Regions from separate parts of the Homo sapiens genome. Here region 1 is linked to region 2. The links are chromatin contacts, found by Hi-C or POLR2A ChIA-PET in ENCODE. All regions are on one chromosome and are shown on one strand. The core of a region is the stretch at or near the end of the contact, and the rest is flanking DNA. Distances in the headings are between cores, read along the strand shown.

Evidence for each region. Hi-C counts contacts between places; a loop is a spot of excess contacts on that map. ChIA-PET counts read pairs that join two places held with the same protein, here RNA polymerase II (POLR2A). Pooled maps may share reads with other maps.
Region 1: POLR2A ChIA-PET joins it to region 2 with 20 read pairs in OCI-LY7. The contact joins the promoter of TNNI3 here to the promoter of NLRP2 in region 2. A Hi-C loop is called at or near these places in 3 of 50 pooled maps. POLR2A ChIA-PET finds 5 or more read pairs at or near these places in 2 of 52 experiments (OCI-LY7 and WTC11).

The regions. Positions count from the first base shown.
Region 1 is chr19:55,154,675-55,159,582 of GRCh38, reverse strand. It overlaps TNNI3 (troponin I3, cardiac type), which reads left to right and starts at 1,851. Exons shown (of 8, transcript NM_000363.5): 1 at 1,851-2,004; 2 at 2,275-2,287; 3 at 2,450-2,533; 4 at 2,939-2,980; 5 at 3,251-3,382; 6 at 4,753-4,842. The coding sequence starts at 1,994. DNAAF3 (dynein axonemal assembly factor 3) reads left to right here. Exons shown (of 12, transcript NM_001256715.2): 11 at 1-50; 12 at 134-918. The coding sequence ends at 521. DNAAF3-AS1 (DNAAF3 antisense RNA 1) reads right to left here and starts at 274. Exons shown (of 4, transcript XR_007067345.1): 1 at 138-274. RefSeq lists an enhancer at 2,073-2,660.
Region 2 is chr19:54,964,923-54,971,111 of GRCh38, reverse strand. NLRP2 (NLR family pyrin domain containing 2) reads right to left here and starts at 4,738. Exons shown (of 13, transcript NM_017852.5): 1 at 4,645-4,738; 2 at 817-1,113. The coding sequence starts at 1,096. It also overlaps a transcript of NLRP7 not described here.

The DNA of each region.
Region 1 (4,908 bases), core at 602-3,101, 190 kb before region 2:
CTTGGGGCCTGTGTGGCACCCGGAGGGAACTTGATTGTGGAATTAGCCCGGTGAGTCAGTGGGGTGGAGGGTGGGGAACATCCTGGCTGGGGATCAAAATCTGGGTCCCTGACAGGGCGCTTCCCATCTGCAGGTACCTGGTGGACGTGCGGCAGGAGCAGCTGCAGGGATTCAACACCCGGGTCAGGGAGCTAGCTCAGGCAGCTGGATTTGCTCCACAGACCGGGGCCAGGCCTTCAGAGACCTTCGCACGTTTCTGCAAGTCCCAGGAATCAGCTCTGGGCAACACTGTCCCAGCTGTGGAACCCGGAACTCCGCCCCTTGACATCCTGGCCCAGCCTCTTGAAGCCAGCAACCCAGCCCTTGAGGGCCTGACCCAGCCTCTGCAGGGTGGGACCCCACACTGTGAGCCCTGCCAGCTGCCCTCTGAGTCTCCAGGTTCACTCTCAGAGGTTCTGGCTCAGCCTCAGGGGGCCTTGGCTCCGCCCAACTGTGAGTCAGACTCCAAAACTGGAGTCTGACCCAACCCCTAGACACCCCTTATCTCCAACTTCCAAAGTCAGGTTGTAGGATGAGAACCCGCTGATACCATTCTAAGTCCGCTGCTAGAGTCCTCAATTTTATTCTAATCATTCCCACTCAGTACCCGCCACCCCCACCCCGGGAGTGTTGGTAGACTTTCAAATTCCATTTCTGAGATTCTATGGTCTATTCCTAGAATTCTAGATTGTTCTCTCAGAATTCCAAATTCCACTTCTGAGGCTCTAAGCCCAGCCTAGGATCTGACACTGAGTCTCAGGCCCTTGACTTTGGCCCCCTTGTTCCCAGGCACCCTGTGGCTGACTAGGGGCTGGGGTGTCTCCTCACCAGGGCCTGGTCAGCACCCAGATGGTTCAAGTAAAGCAAGTTGTGTCCACCCTTCTGTGTGTCCAAGCGTCTTTCCTGTCCTATGTCCGTCTCCAGGGCTGGGAGAGAAAGGCCCAGGAGTGCTGGACAGAGGAAGCCAGAAACCAGATTCCTGGGTTTCCAAGTGGACGAGGGATGGATTTCCCAGTGCTATTGACTGAGAGCTAGCCCCGAGCACAGCTGCATCCTCAAATTAATCAACAACATTTATTGAGTGGCCTGGACTCCTGGGTCTGAGGGGAGAGGGATTGGGGTCCTGGACTCCTCGGTCTGAGGGGAGAGGGATTGGGGTCCTGGACTCCTGGTCTGAGGGAGGAGGAGCTGAGGGTGCAGACTCTTGAGTCTGAGAGAGGAAGTGTGCTGGGGGCCTGCCTGGACTCCCTTGTCTGAGGGAGGGGCTGGGGGCCTGGACCCCTGGGTCTGAGGGAGGAGGGGCTGGGGGCCTGGACTCCTGGGTCTGAGGGAGGAGGGGCTGGGGCCTGGACTCTTGGGTCTGAGGGAGGAGGGGCTGGGGCCTGGACTCTTGGGTCTGAGGGAAGAGGAGCTGGGGGCCTGGACTCTTGGGTCTGAGGGAGGAGGGGCTGGGGGCCTGGACTCTTGGGTCTGAGGGAAGAGGAGCTGGGGGCCCAGACACTTGAGTCTGAGGGAAAAGGGGGCTGGGGGCCTGGACTCCTTGTGTGAGGGAGTGGCCAGGGTCTCCCAGGGTCCTGGGACTGAGGGAGGAGGAGGTTGGGAGGTCGGGCATTCTCTGGGTCTGAGGGAGGAGGGGTCTAGGACTCCAGGATCAGAGGGAGGAGGGTCCGGATTCCTGTGCCCGGAGGTGGCTGGTGATCCAGCTGGAGCAGGGCCCACCCCGCCCCTCACGCGCCCCCGTTATCTGGCATAGTGGGCAGGGGGAGGAGGAGGTGACAGTATATTTAGTCTGTGTCCTCGCCCTTTATCTCAGTGTCCTCGGGGAGTCTCAAGCAGCCCGGAGGAGACTGACGGTCCCTGGGACCCTGAAGGTCACCCGGGCGGCCCCCTCACTGACCCTCCAAACGCCCCTGTCCTCGCCCTGCCTCCTGCCATTCCCGGCCTGAGTCTCAGCATGGCGGATGGGTGAGTGATGCCCCAAGGCAGTGGGAGTTGGGGGCGACCTCCCGGGTTCCCAAGAGGGGTCGCAGCTGAGAGGCTGGACCCTTGGCCTGCGAGGTAGGCGTAGGGACTCTTGGGTGAAGAGAGGAAGTGGGTTTGCGAGTCAGACTCCTGGAACCCAAGGAAGGGGAAGCGCGGTCCCCCGACCTCTTGTTCAGAGGGGACTCCAGGGGTCCCTTAGGAGACAGGACACAGCCCACCACTAACCCCCCTCCTTGGTTTCTCTCCTTCCAGGAGCAGCGATGCGGTGAGAGCAGCGGGCTAAGGCGTGGCTGGGACCCCCAGGGCCAGGGTGGGCGCTGCAGTGAGGGGTCTGGGGCGGGAGGCTGCAGCCCTAGCAGAGGGTGCGGTACGGTAAGGGCTGGGTGGGGTCTTGGTGGTGATGGGGTCCCCACTCCTCCTAACCCAGGCTAGGGAACCTCGCCCTGCACCAGCCCCAATCAGACGCCGCTCCTCCAACTACCGCGCTTATGCCACGGAGCCGCACGCCAAGGTGGGACGGGGCTTCCTGGGGGCAGAGTACAGGCGCCGGAGGGATCCAAGACCCTGGGAGTGGGGGGAGGAGCCAGGGCTGCGAAGGGGGCGGGGACTACGCGGAGGGGCTTCAGGGGCGGAGTTTTGCAGAGGGTCATGCTCGGATTGGTGACAGCAGCCTGCGGGCGGAACTCCGTTGCCCTCGGACTTGCTTAGGGATAGATGGGAAGTGCCTATCCAAAGGAAGAGACCCAGATTGGTGGATGGGAATGAGGGGCGTGGCCTCCCGTAGACTCAGGGCTCAAGTTGGACGTGGGCCCAAATCTGGACCGGCTGGGTTTGCTGGGGGTGTCTTGAGGTCCCCTCCACCGTCGTCTCCGAATCCCCCTCCATGATCCTTCCTTGCTCCATCTCACCCTGGCAGAAAAAATCTAAGATCTCCGCCTCGAGAAAATTGCAGCTGAAGGTGAGGACGGGCGGGACTGGGAAAGAGCAGGCAGGTGCTCAGGGGGCGGAGCTTGAGAATGGGTGGGGCTTTCGGGGTAGGTGGGCGGAAGTGGGCGGGGTTTGGCCGCTCGGGGCGTGGCTTTAGCGGGGAGTACTGCTCGGGGTGGGACGGGGCCTTGGAACAGTGGAGACCAAACTGGAGGGTTTAGAAGGGCAGAGGCGGTTCCCCACGCCTGGTCTTTATCCTGAAGCCCCGGGTGGGCTGCGCTTCCCTCCCACCCCTCTGCAGACTCTGCTGCTGCAGATTGCAAAGCAAGAGCTGGAGCGAGAGGCGGAGGAGCGGCGCGGAGAGAAGGGGCGCGCTCTGAGCACCCGCTGCCAGCCGCTGGAGTTGGCCGGGCTGGGCTTCGCGGAGCTGCAGGTACCGGCTCCCAAGGATGCGAGGTTTCTAGTCCCGGAATTCAGCAGTACAGCCTCTATCCCCTCTTCTGCTCGGGACCCAGGCGTCCAATATGGCTGTCCTTACCCAATTATATATGGTTCGTGGGACTCCTGGCCCCTAACACCCTTTGTGTGCAGGTCTGTGGAGTCTTGGCTCCAACCTACTCCTTCAGGACCATGTGGCCCTCCTATCCCAGACAGAAGCCCAAGCCCCAGCCCCTCCTCCCTCAGACCCTGGAGTCCAGGCCCCAGCCCCTCCTCCCTCAGACCCAGGAGTCCAGTCCCCAGCCCCTCCTCCCTGAGACCCTGAAGTCCAGGCCCCAGCCCCTCCTCCCTCAGACCCTGGAGTCCAGGCCCCAGCCCCTCCTCCCTCAGACCCTGGAGTCCAGGCCCCAGCCCCTCCTCCCTCAGACCCTGGAGTCCAGGCCCCCAGCCCCTCCTCCCTCAGACCCTGGAGTCCAGGCCCCAGCCCCTCCTCCCTCAGACCCAGGAGTCCAGTCCCCAGCCCCTCCTCCCTCAGACCCTGGAATCGAGGCCCTCAGCCCCTCCTCCCTCAGACCCTGAAGTCCAGGCCCCAGCCCCTCCTCCCTCAGACCCTGAAGTCCAGGCCCCAGCCCCTCCTCCCTCAGACCCTGAAGTCCAGGCCCCAGCCCCTCCTCCCTCAGACCCAGGAGTCCAGTCCCCAGCCCCTCCTCCCTCAGACCCTGGAGTCCAGGCCCCAGCCCCTCCTCCCTCAGACCCTGGAGTCCAGGCCCCAGCCTCTCCTCCCTGAGACCCTGGAGTCCAGGCCCCAGCCTCTCCTCCCTCAGACCCTGGAGTCCAGGCCCCAGCCCCTCCTCCCTCAGACCCTGGAGTCCAGGCCCCAGCTCCTCCTCCCTCAGACCCTGGAGTCCAGGCCCCAGCCCCTCCTCCCTCAGACCCTGGAGTCCAGGCCCCAGCCCCTCCTCCCTCAGACCCAGGAGTCCAGTCCCCAGCCCCTCCTCCCTCAGACCCTGAAGTCCAGGCCCCAGCCCCTCCTCCCTCAGACCCAGGAGTCCAGTCCCCAGCCCCTCCTCCCTCAGACCCAGGAGTCCAGTCCCCAGCCCCTCCTCCCTCAGACCCTGGAATCGAGGCCCTCAGCCCCTCCTCCCTCAGACCCAGGAGTCCAGGCCCCCAGCCCCTTCTCCTCCCTCAAACCCAGGAGTCCAGGCCCCCAACTCCTCCCTCAGACCCAGGAGTCCAGGCCCCCAGCCCCTTCTCCTCCCTCAGACCCAGGAGTCCAGGCCCCGAGCCCCTTCTCCCTCAGACCCAGGAGTCCAGGTCTCCCTGTTTTTGGTTCCCCCAACAACACACACCACGTTCCTCCTCCAGGACTTGTGCCGACAGCTCCACGCCCGTGTGGACAAGGTGGATGAAGAGAGATACGACATAGAGGCAAAAGTCACCAAGAACATCACGGAGGTGGGACGCATGGGCAGCTCGGGTACCTTCGGGGTAGGGTGAGATGGCTGGGACTTGGTCTCTGCC
Region 2 (6,189 bases), core at 3,489-5,988:
CATCATTCTCAGTAAACTATCACAAGAACAAAAAACCAAACACCGCATATTCTCACTCATAGGTGGGAATTGAACAATGAGATCACATGGACACAGGAAGGGGAACATCACACTCTGGGGACTGTGGTGGGGTGGGGGGAGGGGGGAGGGATAGCATTGGGAGATATACCTAATGCTAGATGACGAGTTAGTGGGTGCAGCGCACCAGCATGGCACATGTATACATATGTAACTAACCTGCACAATGTGCACATGTACCCTAAAACTTAAAGTATAATAAAAAAAATAATAATAATAAAATAAAAAATAAAAAAATAAAAGGACAAAAAAAAAAAAAAAAAGAAGTAGGTAGAAAATAAGGACCAGGACAGACACCAGGGTTTATGAAGATCCAGCACCTGCATTCAGAACAAGCAGTCCCTCTCCAAGCCTCAATGCCATTTCTTTTTTTTTTTGAGACAGAATTTTGCTCTTGTTGCCCAGGCTGGGGTGCAATGGCGTGATCTCGGCTCATAGCAACCCCCGCCTCCTAGATTTAAGTGATTCTCCTGCCTCAGCCTCCCGGAGTAGCTGGGATTACAGGTGTCTGCCACCACGTCCAGCAAATTTTTGTATTTTTAGTAGAGATGCTGTTTCATCACCATGTTGGTCAGGCTGGTCTCAAACTCCTGACCCTCAGGTGGTCCAACCGCCTCAGCCTCCCAAAGGGCTGGGACGACAGGCGTGAGCCAGCGCGCCTGGCCTTCTGAATTTCTAAAGTCCTGGAGAGGACGCCTGCTTCCTCCTAGGACACAGTGTGGACCGATTTCCACTCACCTCTGACTTCATCCTTTGCTCTCTCAGACAGATCCATTCGGTGCATCTTTTCAAAGACCTGGAGGCTCGCCATCTCCACCCAGTAGCTGTCACAATGGGTGGTGAGGATTTCTACCAGTTGCTTCCCATCAGCCTTGTCTACCTCCTTGTGGGGGATCTTCTGGAGCTCGTGTGCCAGGGAGAAGGTCGTGATCAGATACTTGAACTTGCTCAACTCATCCTGGCTGAGCTGCTCCAGGAGAGCCTGCAGGTTGAAGCCCATCTGCGCCGAAGACACCATCTTGTCCCACGTGGGAGCTGTGATGACAATCAAGGGAGGAGTGGAGAGGGATGGTGATTAGCACTCCTGTCTCAAATGCCAGTTCCTGCTGTGCCACGAACAAGGACACTCACCATCTACCCTGCTTCTTCAAGAACAAACTCCCAGCCTGGGCAACATAGTGAGACCCCCATCTCCATGAAAAATAAGTTAGCAGTGGGTGGTGGTACATGCCTGTAGTCCCAGCTACTCAGGAGGCTGCAGTGGGAGGATTGCTTGAGCCTGGGAGACTGAAACTGCAGTGAGCCTTGATTGTGCCACTGCACTCCCATCTGGGCAACAGAGCAAGACCTCAACTCATTTTACTTTTATTTACTTATTTTTGAGATAGTTTCACTCTGCAGCCCAGGCTGGAGTACAGTAGTACGATCTCAGCTCACTGCAACCTCTGCCTCCCAGGTTCAAACAGTTCTCCTGCCTCAGCCTCCCGACTAGCTGGGATTATGGGCACCCACCACCACGCTCAGCTACTTTTTGTATTTTTTTTTTTTTTTTTTTTGAGACGGAGTCTCACTTTGTCACCCTGGCTGGAGTGCAGTGCTGCAATCTCGGCTCACTACAACCTCTGCCTCCCGGATTCAAGCAATTCTCCTGCCTCAGCCTCCCAAGTAGCTGGGATTACAGGCATTCACCACTGTGCCCAGCTAATTTTTTTGTATTTTTAGTAGAGATGGGGGGTTTCACCAAGTTGGCCAGGCTGGTCTCGAACTCCTGACCTCGTGATTCACCTGCCTCAGTGCCCAGCTAGTTTTTCTAATTGCAAAATAACCAGCTACTGTCAGGGTTTTCCCTGAGGGGCTGCTCAGGTTCTAAAAGTTAACCTATAAAGCGAAAACACTCTCTCATTATAGCAAAGTAGTAACACAACAATGAAAGGACAAGCATAGATCAGATAAGGAAGTGGGGAGCTACGTGGATCACCCAGGAGACAAGAAACTTCGTGAAAACTGGGCTGAATATGATAATGCAAACACACAGCCGGGCGCGGTGGCTCACGCCTGCAATCCCAGCACTTTGGGAGGCCGAGGCGGGCGGATCGTGAGGTCAGGAGATCGAGACCATCCTGGCTAACACAGTGAAACCCCGTCTCTACTAAAAATACAAAAAATTAGCCGGGCGTGGTGGCAGGTGCCTGTAGTTCCAGCTACTTGGGAGGCTGAGGCAGGAGAATCGCTTGAACCTGGGAGTGGGAGGCAGAGGTTGTGGTGAGCTGACATGGCGCCACTGCACTCCAGCCTGGGGCGACAAGAGTGAAACTGTCTCAAAAAAAAAAAAGGCTTAAAGATAACTTAGTGGTGGAGCCTGGTCTCAGGACACAGGTGTGTGGCTTTTACTTTACTGAAGCTGGCCGGGGGGCCATGGCTCACACCTGGAACCCCAAACACTTTGGGAAGCCAAGGTGGGAGGATTGCTTGGAGTTTGAGACCAGCCTGGGCAACATGGCAAAACCCTGTCTCTACAAAAAAATACAAAAAAAAAAAAAATTGTGCTGGGCATAGTGGCATGCACCTGTAGTCCCAGCTACTGAGGAGGCTGAGGTGGGAGGATCACCTGAGCCAGGGAAGTTAAGGCTGCAGTGAGCTGTGATCGCACCACTGCACTCCAGCCTGGTAAAACAAACAAAAACACAACACTGGGGGTGGTGGCTGACGCTTGCAATCCCCGCACTTTGGGAAGCTCAGGTGGGTGATCACTCCAGTCCAGAAGTTCCAGACCAGCCTGGCAACTTAAGACCCTGTCTCTATTTTAAAAACAACAGGGCCGGGTGCGGTGGCTCACGCCTGTAATCACAGCACTTTGGGAGTCCAAGGTGGGAGGATCACCTGAGGTCTGGAGCTTGAGACCAGCCTGGCCAACATAGTGAAACCCTATATCGACTAAAAATACGAAAATTAGCCAGGTTGGTGACAGGCGGCTGTAGTCCCAGCTACTTAGAAGGCTGAGGCACGAGAATTGCTTGAACCTGGGAGGTGGAAGTTGCAGTGAGCTGAGATAGCGCCACTGTACTCCAGCCTGGGAAACAGAGCTAGACTTTGTCTCAAAAAAAAAAAAAAAAAAATAGCAGTAGCAACAAAAACTTTACAGAAAGGGTATAACACCTCTTTATATGATAGCTGTGAATAGCGTGAGAATGGCAACTGGCATAGGTATTTGCATAAGACTCAGGTCCGGAAGCTGGACTAGAATGATGCTAAGAGGCTCCCTCACCTCAGTGAATAAAAAACAATACCTTCTTGTTAAGAGGACTCATTAGACACAAAACCTTAGCACTGCCCAGGACTCCACACACAGCAACCACAGCATCTGACCTGTTCCAATATATTTTTTTTTTTGGAGCTCTCTATAGCTCTATCCTAAATCCCCCAAGAGAACAGAAATAAAAGCACACACAACTATCCTCTTATGAGCCAACCTTAACTAGAGTCTCTCTAGATCTAAGCATCTGCTACTCTTTCCCCAGTCAGAACCACTGAATTTTATTTTATTTTATTTTTTGAGACAGTTTCTCTCTTGCTGCGCAGGCTGGAGAGCAATGGTATGATCTAGGCTCCCCGCAACCTCCGCTTCCCGGGTTCAAGTGATTCTCCTGCCTCAGCCTCCTGAGTAGCTAGGATTACAAGTATGCGCTACCACGCCCACCTAATTTTATATTTTTAGTAGAGATGGGGTTTCTACATGTTGGTCAGGCTGGTCTCGAACTCCCGACCTCAGGTGATCCTCCCGCCTCGGCCTCCCAAAGCGCTGCGATTACAGGCGTGAGCCACTGAGACAGGCAGAACCACTTAATTTCTAACAGAAGAAAAGATTTAGGCCGGGCGCGGTGGCACCTGCCTATAATCCCAGAATTTTGGGAGTCTGAGGCAGGAAGATCGCTTGAGCCCAGGAGTTAGAGACCAGCTTCGGCAACATATTAAGACCCTACATCTAGTGAGTCTCTGCAAACAGTGGTAATAATAATATTATTAGCCAGAACAGATGTGGTGGCACCCTCCCACGGTCCCAGCTACTTCAAAGGCTGAGGCGTGAGGACTGCTTGAACCTGAGAGGTCAAGGGTTCAGTGAGCCGAGATCCTGCCACAGCGCTCCAGCCTGGGAAACAGAGTAAGACCCTCAAAAAAGAGAAGAAAAAAAAAAAAAAAAAAAAAAAAAAGGCTGGGCGCGGTGGCTCACGCCTGTAATCCCGGCACCTTGGGAGGCCGAGGCGGACTGAGACCAGCCTGGCCAACATGGTGAAACCCCGTCTCTACTAAAAATACAAAAAAATTAGCTGGGCATAGTGGCAGGTGCCTGTAGTCTCAGCTACTCGGGAGGCTGAGGCAGGAGAATGGCCTGAACCCGGGAGGCGGAGCTTGCAGTGAGCCGAGATCGCGCCACCGCACTCCAGCCTGGGCGACAGAGCGAGACTCCGTCTCAGAAAAAAAATATATGAAATAAAAGGAGAAATTTTACCAACTGTGGAATGGAGAAATAAAGAAATGAAGTTGCAGAGCTGCCGGAGAGCTACTCACCTCCCAACACCTGGCCCTACTCGCCGGCGGAGATGAGGGCTGCAGGTTGAGAAAGCTCTAATAAGGCTTCTCTCTCGGCCGCAGCCCTGTGATTGGCCCTCGGGGCGTAATCGTTGCTGAGCACTTCCTGTATCCACCGGAATTACTGAGAGGTCTTTTGGGGGCGGGGGGTGTTGGGGGGCGGTCCTTCACCTGAGCTTCCGGATCTCCACCTGTGGTCCTCCATCTTGACTGCCTGTTAAACTTACCTATGTGGAGCCTCATTTCAAAGCACGAACGCCTAGAGATTCTGCTTGATTGGTTACACTGGGACTGCCCAGACCCTGGAGTTCTTTCGAGAGTCCCAGATAACTGTGATTGCGGCCGAGGCTGAGAATCACCGCTTAGAAGCCTCAGCTGTGATTGGCTACCTTCTCCCATCACCCCAGGTATATTATTAATAAAAATCCAACCGTATTTCAAGTGAAATATCAATGACACGTCAACTATGAGACGCATGAAAAGCACCAAGTTCATCAGTTTCACATTCACAGTATTATTATTATTTTATTTTTAATGGAGTCTTGCTCTGTTCCCCAGGCTGGAGTGCAACGGCACGATCTCGGCTCCCCGCAGCCTCCGCCTGCCGGCTTCAAGTGATTCCCCTGCCTCAGCCTCCCGAGTAGCTGAGATTACAAGCATGCGCCACAACGCCTGGTTAATTTTTGTATTTTTTTCAATAGAGACGGGGTTTTGCCATGCTGGCCAGGCTGGTCTCAAACTCCCGACCTCAGGTGATCTGCCAGCCTCAGCCTCCTAAAGTGCTGGGATTACAGGCGTGAGCCACCTACTAAAAATACAAAAAATTAGCCGGGCGTGGTGGCGGGCGCCTGTAGTCCCAGCTACTCGGGAGGCTGAGGCAGGAGAATGGCGTGAACCCGGGAGGCGGAGCTTGCAGTGAGCAGAGATCGCGCCACTGCACTCCAGCCTGGGCGACAGAGCGAGACTCCGTCTCAGAAAAAAAATATATGAAATAAAAGGAGAAATTTTACCAACTGTGGAATGGAGAAATAAAGAAATGAAGTTGCAGAGCTGCCGGAGAGCTACTCACCTCCCAACACCTGGCCCTACTCGCCGGCGGAGATGAGGGCTGCAGGTTGAGAAAGCTCTATTAAGGCTTCTTTCTCGGCCGCAGCCCTGTGATTGGCCCTCGGGGCGTAATCGTTGCTGAGCACTTCCTGTATCCACCGGAATTACTGAGAGGTCTTTTGGGGGCGGGGGGTGTTGGGGGGCGGTCCTTCACCTGAGCTTCCCGATCTCCACCTGTGGTCCTCCATCTTGACTGCCTGTTAAACTTACCTATGTGGAGCCTCATTTCAAAGCACGAACGCCTAGAGATTCTGCTTGATTGGTTACACTGGGACTGCCCAGACCCTGGAGTTCTTTCGAGAGTCCCAGATAATTGTGATTGCGGCCGAGGCTGAGAATCACCGCTTAGAAGCCTCAGCTGTGATTGGCTACCTTCTCCCATCACCCCAGGTATATTATTAATAAAAATCCAACCGT